Regions from separate parts of the Homo sapiens genome. Here region 2 is linked to region 1. Evidence: read pairs that join two places in POLR2A ChIA-PET (ENCODE). Cell type or tissue: MCF 10A. All regions are shown on one strand. Links, peaks and the distances in the headings refer to the core of each region. The heading gives the core; the rest is flanking DNA. Region 1 overlaps LINC01882 (long intergenic non-protein coding RNA 1882). Region 2 overlaps SPIRE1 (spire type actin nucleation factor 1).

Region 1 (2,917 bases), core at 187-2,686:
GTTCCTCAAACCCCATTTCTACAGTGTGGGGAAGTCCAAGCTGCTAGATTTCTGTGAATTCCTAGGCACATATTCTCTTATGGACTCAATATCAAAAGAATGTGCTCACATTAATGCATTAATGAGTAATGTAGGTTTGACTCAAGCTTCTTTAGGGGAAAGGAAGCAGGGCTTGTATTACTCAACTCAAAGATCTATTGTAGCTGGGCACGGTGGCTCACGCCTGAAATCCCAACCCTTTGGGAGGCCGAGGCAGGCAGATCATTTGAGGTCAGGAGTTCAAGACCAGCCTGGCCAACATGGTGAAACCCGTCTCTACTAAAAATACAAAAATTAGCTGGTGTGATGGTAGACGCCTATAATCCCAGCTACGCGGGAGGCTGAGGCAGGAGAATTGCTTGAACCTGGGAGGCGGAGGCTGCAGTGAGCCAAGATTGTGCCACTGCACTACAGCCTGGGCAACAGAGCAAGACTGTCTGAAAATAATAATAATAATAATAAAAAGGTCCATTGTAGATTTTAAACTTTTGTGCACCAAAGGATACTATCAAGAAAATAAAAAGACAAGCCACAGAGTGGGAGAAATACTTGAAAATTATGTATCTGATAAGATTCTATTATCCAGAAGGTAAAAAGAATTCTTACAACTTAAAAGTAAAAAGATAAGTAACCCAATTAAAAAATGGGCATAGGGCAGGGCGCGGTGGCTCACGCCTGTAATCCCAGCACTTTTGGAGGCCGAAGGGGGGCGGATCACGAGATCAGGAGATCAAGACCATCCTGGCTAACACGGTGAAACCCCGTCTCTACTAAAAACACAAAAAATATAGCCGGGCGTGGCGGGCGCCTGTAGTCCCAGCTACTCGGGAGGCTGAAGCAAGAGAATGGCATGAACCTGGGAGGCAGAGCTTGCAGTGAGCCGAGATCACGCCACTGCACTCCAGCCTGGGTGACAGAGAGAGACTCTGTCTCAAAAAAAAAAAAAACAAACATAGCATCTGAATAGACATTTCTCCAAAGAAGATATACAAATGGCTAACAAGCACATGAAAAGATGCTCAACATTCTTAGTCTTTAGAAAGATGTAAATCAAAATTACAAAGAGATAAAGAGACGCCACTTCTCACCACAAAGAGATGCCACATCCCAGCAGGATGGCATGGCAAGGTATGGGGAAATTAGAGCCCTCAGGCATCGCTGGCGATAAGGTCAAATGGTGCCGCCACTGTAGAAAAATAGTTTGGCAGGTTTTCAAAAAGTGAAGCATAGGGTTATCATGTGGTCCATCAATTCCACTCCTAGGAGTGTAGCTGTGATGATTAATTTTGTGTCAACATACGTGGGCCCCAAGGGGCCCAGATGTTTGGTTAAACATGTTTCTGGCTGTCTTTGTGGGTGTTTCTGGATGAGACTCATGTTTGAATCAGTACACAGAGCAAAACGGGTTGCCTTCTCCAAAGCCAGCGGGCCTCATTCAACCCATTGAAGGCCTGCAAAGAACAAAAAAGGTGATGGCGAACCCGTGTAGTCCCAGTTACTCAGGAAGCTGAGGCAGGAGGGTCGCTTGAGCCCAGGAGTTCGAGGCTGCAGCGAGCTGTGATGGCCCCAGCCTGAGTGACACAGTGAGACCTTGTCTCAAACAAACAAACAAAAAACAAAACAAAAAAGAAAAATAAGAATCAGACTCAGACTGGAACTTACAGCACTGGCTCTCCTGGTTTTCAGCCCATGGACTTGGACTAGAACTTACAGCACTGGCTCTCCTGAGTCTCTAGTTTGCTGATTGAAGATCTTGGACTTCTCAGCCTCCATAATCACACAAGCCAATTCCTGATAGTAAATCATGTGTGTGTATACTGTATATATGTGTATACACATGCACCTATATGTATGTGTGTGTATATACTCTGTGTGTGTGTGTGTGTGTGTGTCCTGTAAGTCCTGTTTTTGTTCTCTGGAGAGCCCAGCCTAATATAGCATCTAAGACAAATAAAAGCATATGGTCACATAAGAACATAGACAGAAATGTTCATAGCAGCCTTATTCATAATAGCTAAAAAGTAGAAACAACTCAAATGTCCATCAGCTGAAGAATGGATAAACAAATTATGCTATATCCATAAATGGAATATTCTTTGGCAGAAAAGAGGAATGAAGTGCTGACATGGGCTACGACATGGATGGAACTTGAAAATGCGCTCAGTGAAAGAAGCCAGCCACAAAAAGCCACATATTCCATCACTTCTTTTCTATGAATTGCTCAGAATAAGCAAATACATGGTGTCAGAGAGTAGATTTGTTGTTGGCAGGGGTTGGGGAGGGGAGAAGAGTTTTATAACAGCTTATAAAGTTTACAAGCTAGGCCAGGTGTGGTGGCTCACGCCTGTAATCCCAGCACTTTGGGAGGCCAAGCCCAGCAGATCACTTGAGGTCAGAAGTTTGAGACCAGGCTGGCCAACATGGTGAAACCCCGTCTCTACTAAAAATACAAAAATTAGCCAGGCGTGGTGGTGCATGCCTGTAATCCCAGCTACTCAGGAGGCTGAGGCAGGAGAATCACTTGAACCCAGGAGGTGGAGGTTGCAGTGAGCCGAGATCACGCCACTGCACTCCAGCCTGAGCAACAGAGCGAGACTCCATCTCAAAATAAATAAATAAATGAAGTTTACCAGGTTAATGAGTAAGGAGTTTTGGTTTTTTTTTTCTGAGATAAAAAATATAAAATTGATTGTGGTAATGGTTGCACAACTCTGAATATACTAAAACAAAACCACTGAGTTTTGTATTTACAAATGATAAATTTATGGTATGCAAATTGTAAAATTAAAAAGAAAAAGTGCACAGTTTAGATCTGAAATCATCCCTTTCTCTTTTTAGGAATGCAGGAAGATGGACACACGGCTGGGGAAGTACAATG
Region 2 (2,917 bases), core at 312-2,811, 96 kb after region 1:
TTGCCTGGTCCCAGGGTTTGGTCATGTCTTCCTGGATTTTTAGTGAAAATACCATGTTAGCGATATTCCCATTACCTGATTTCATGTATTCATTTCACCAATATTTGAGTGCCTTCTAAGTGCACTGTGCCAGATGTTGACGATACAAAGAGGGATAAACTGCACTCATACCTTCAAGAAGCTCATAGATGGAGAAACTAACACAGTACAGTGCAATAATTTTAAAATAATAAAGATGTTTAGAAAACTATGAGAGCCCAGAGAAGAGAGTGGCTGACCCTGCCTGGTGACAGTAGGCGAGTGTTACAGAGGAGATCTGGTTTCTGGAGGTCTCCAGGATGGGGCTGTAGCCTAAAAGGAAGACTATGTGAGGCAGCAGCAGCAGCAGCAAGTGGAAAGGCTTGGAGATGTGGAGGACGTTATATGGTACTCAGAGAGCAGCAGTACATGGATGGCAAGTGTGGCGTTGTGCTGCCACCCACTTCCCCATGCCAAAAGCATATAACTGCTAATCAGTTACCGCATTTTTTGCTGCCGAATTCGTAAGCAGCCCCAAGAGTTCTCAACAGGATGCTTCAGGTGGCCACTACTAATTATTTGGAGTTGGCACGTGAGGTTAAACCTGTTTGTCTTCTTTGTAGTGGGTGTTCCCTGTGCCTGGAGCGGAGGATGTGTGTGGGAGTCGGAGTCAGAAGGGCTGGAAAGGCACGTTGGCTGGGATCAGATGATGAAGGACTTTGTGCCAGCCACATGGTCGAGTGTGTATTTATAGTCTGTACAGGCAGTGGAGAGCTATGGAAGGGTTTTAAGCAGGAAAATGATGTAAGCAGATTACTCTTTTTAGAAAGATAAATGTAGGGGCTTTGTAGATGTATTGAATTGGGTAAAATGGAGGGCATAGACACCAGTAGGCATTTTATATATCTTTAGATCTTTGTAGCCTTTAAGTTGCTAAACCAGTTAGGAGTGTTATGGCTGTTCAAACAGGAGATGATGGAGGTCTGAATTAGGGCAGTAGGAATGGAGAGAAAGAATCAGATTGAGAGTGATTTAGGAAATAGGACATGGTATAGCTCTTCCACTTTTTATGTGTGGGTGAGAAAGAGGAAGGATTGTTCAAAGGCTCTGACTTCTTGCCTGGGTGCTTGGGTGACAGGGTAGGCAGGAGGGGCAGGTTAGGGTGGGAAGATAGATGATGGTTTATACTTGTTGGAAATTAAATTGGCCTGGAAAATATTTTTTCCTGTGGAGTCATGTTGATTCCCACCAAGCTCCTTTGCTGCCTTCCAGATAGTTGCAAATCAGCTGTTGAATGTCACACCATAACATGGAGAGAACTAAGAGCTGGCTACAGAAGATGCAGTTTCAATTCTTTTGGCTCTGATGCTTACTATTGAATAGTTATGACCTCAGGCAAGCCATTTAACTATTTCTGATGCTGATACTGTCTTATTTTTTTTTTTCTTTTATTCTTTTGTATGTGTGTGTGGAGACCAGGTTTTGCCAGGTTCCCCAGGCTGGTCTTGAACTCCTGGGCTCAAGACATCTACCTGCCTTGGCCTCCCAAAGTACTGGGGTTACATGTACATGTGTGAGCCATGGTGCCCGGCCGCTCTCTTTCTTTATTTGTAAAATGGAAGTAATATTTGTCCAGCCCTTCTTGTGAAATTGTTATGAGACTCAAATGAAGAAATATATGTGGGGGCATTTTGTTACCTTGTATGTACTGCACAAATACATTTTTACTGAGCCATTGCTATCCTTTGTAAAAAGATGAATACTTCCAAATTATTTGAGTCAAGATTGATAAAGAAGTTCTAAAACAATATTAAATATATGTTTGGAAGTCTATAAAATGATTCTTGAGGTTGAAAAAATTTGAAATGTGGGTGTCCATGTGATTAGACCTTTGTTGCCTTAGGTGCTCCACCAGGTTTTTAGAATGGACTATGGAGGGTTACTTGCAGATTATCAGGGAAAGGTAATTAGTGCTTGACCACCGTTTATATTTTTTATGGATTTCCATATATTTTATATTATCTTGAATTTGTTTTTTTCCTTCTTTTGCCACTTTCTGACTTGTTTGATACTCATTTATTGATCATTTAATTTAGCTTCTTTCAATCCTTTGGGGAGTATAGGAGGGCTTATTTATGTAAATAATAAAACAATGTAACTATAACTTTCCCTATAAACTCTTGGAACACATTTCATCTGAGACCTATAAGATAAGCCATAGTTTAGATGAAATATTTGAACTGTTGTATTGCCTGATGTGTATAAACTTAAATGTTTTTGATGGGAAATTGTTAAGTTCCTTAAATTAATGATAGTTGCCCCCTAACCCTGACCTTTTTTTTTTTTTTTTTTGAGATGGAGTTTCCCTCTGTCACCTAGGCTGGAGTGCAGTGGCTCGATCTCAACTCACTGCAACCTCCGCCTCCTGTGTTCAAGCGATTCTCCCTCCTCAGCCTCCCAAGTAGCTGAGACTACAGGCATGTGCCATCATGCCCAGCTAATTTTTTTTTTTTTTTTTTGGTTGAGACAGGGTTTCACCATGTTGGCCAGGCTGGTCTCAAACTCCTGACCTCAAATGATTCGCGCCCCCACCCCCAGCCTTCCAAAGTGCTGGGATTATAGATGTGAGTCACAGTGCTCAGCTTGACTTTCTTCTTTAATTAATGATCTTTTCATTATATTTATATTTAAAGAATAGTACTGTATTCATAAGTATAATAAAAATGTGTAACTTACAAAACTCATTACAAAAATATTTCTTGACTATATATAGTATATGTAGTAAAGGTTAAATAGCTAAAAATGTTTATAGTAAAGGTTAAATAGCTAAAAATGGCAAAGTGTAGTCTATGTCAAGCCTATGTTGTTTTTATAGTTTTTAAATCAGATCTCCCAAATC

What was found. ChIA-PET counts read pairs that join two places held together with the same protein. Peaks named below come from ENCODE experiments on the same cell type or tissue, not always from the same donor. Only the 100,000 strongest peaks of a DNase experiment are listed, where the experiment ranks them.
Region 2: POLR2A ChIA-PET joins it to region 1 with 6 read pairs; 2 of 35 experiments call an interaction of 5 or more read pairs at or near these places.

What each region holds. Positions count from the first base shown.
Region 1 is chr18:12,739,891-12,742,807 of GRCh38, reverse strand. It overlaps LINC01882 (long intergenic non-protein coding RNA 1882), which reads left to right. Exons shown (of 2, transcript NR_110763.1): 2 at 2,878-2,917. Among named protein-coding and RNA genes, the nearest start is that of LINC01882, 8.1 kb to the left of the region's middle. In MCF 10A, for the core only: no CTCF peak of the experiment used is centred there; a DNase peak (open chromatin) is centred at 1,227.
Region 2 is chr18:12,643,652-12,646,568 of GRCh38, reverse strand. The region is part of intron 1 of SPIRE1 (spire type actin nucleation factor 1); the gene reads left to right. Among named protein-coding and RNA genes, the nearest start is that of SPIRE1, 13 kb to the left of the region's middle. In MCF 10A, for the core only: no CTCF peak of the experiment used is centred there; no DNase peak of the experiment used is centred there.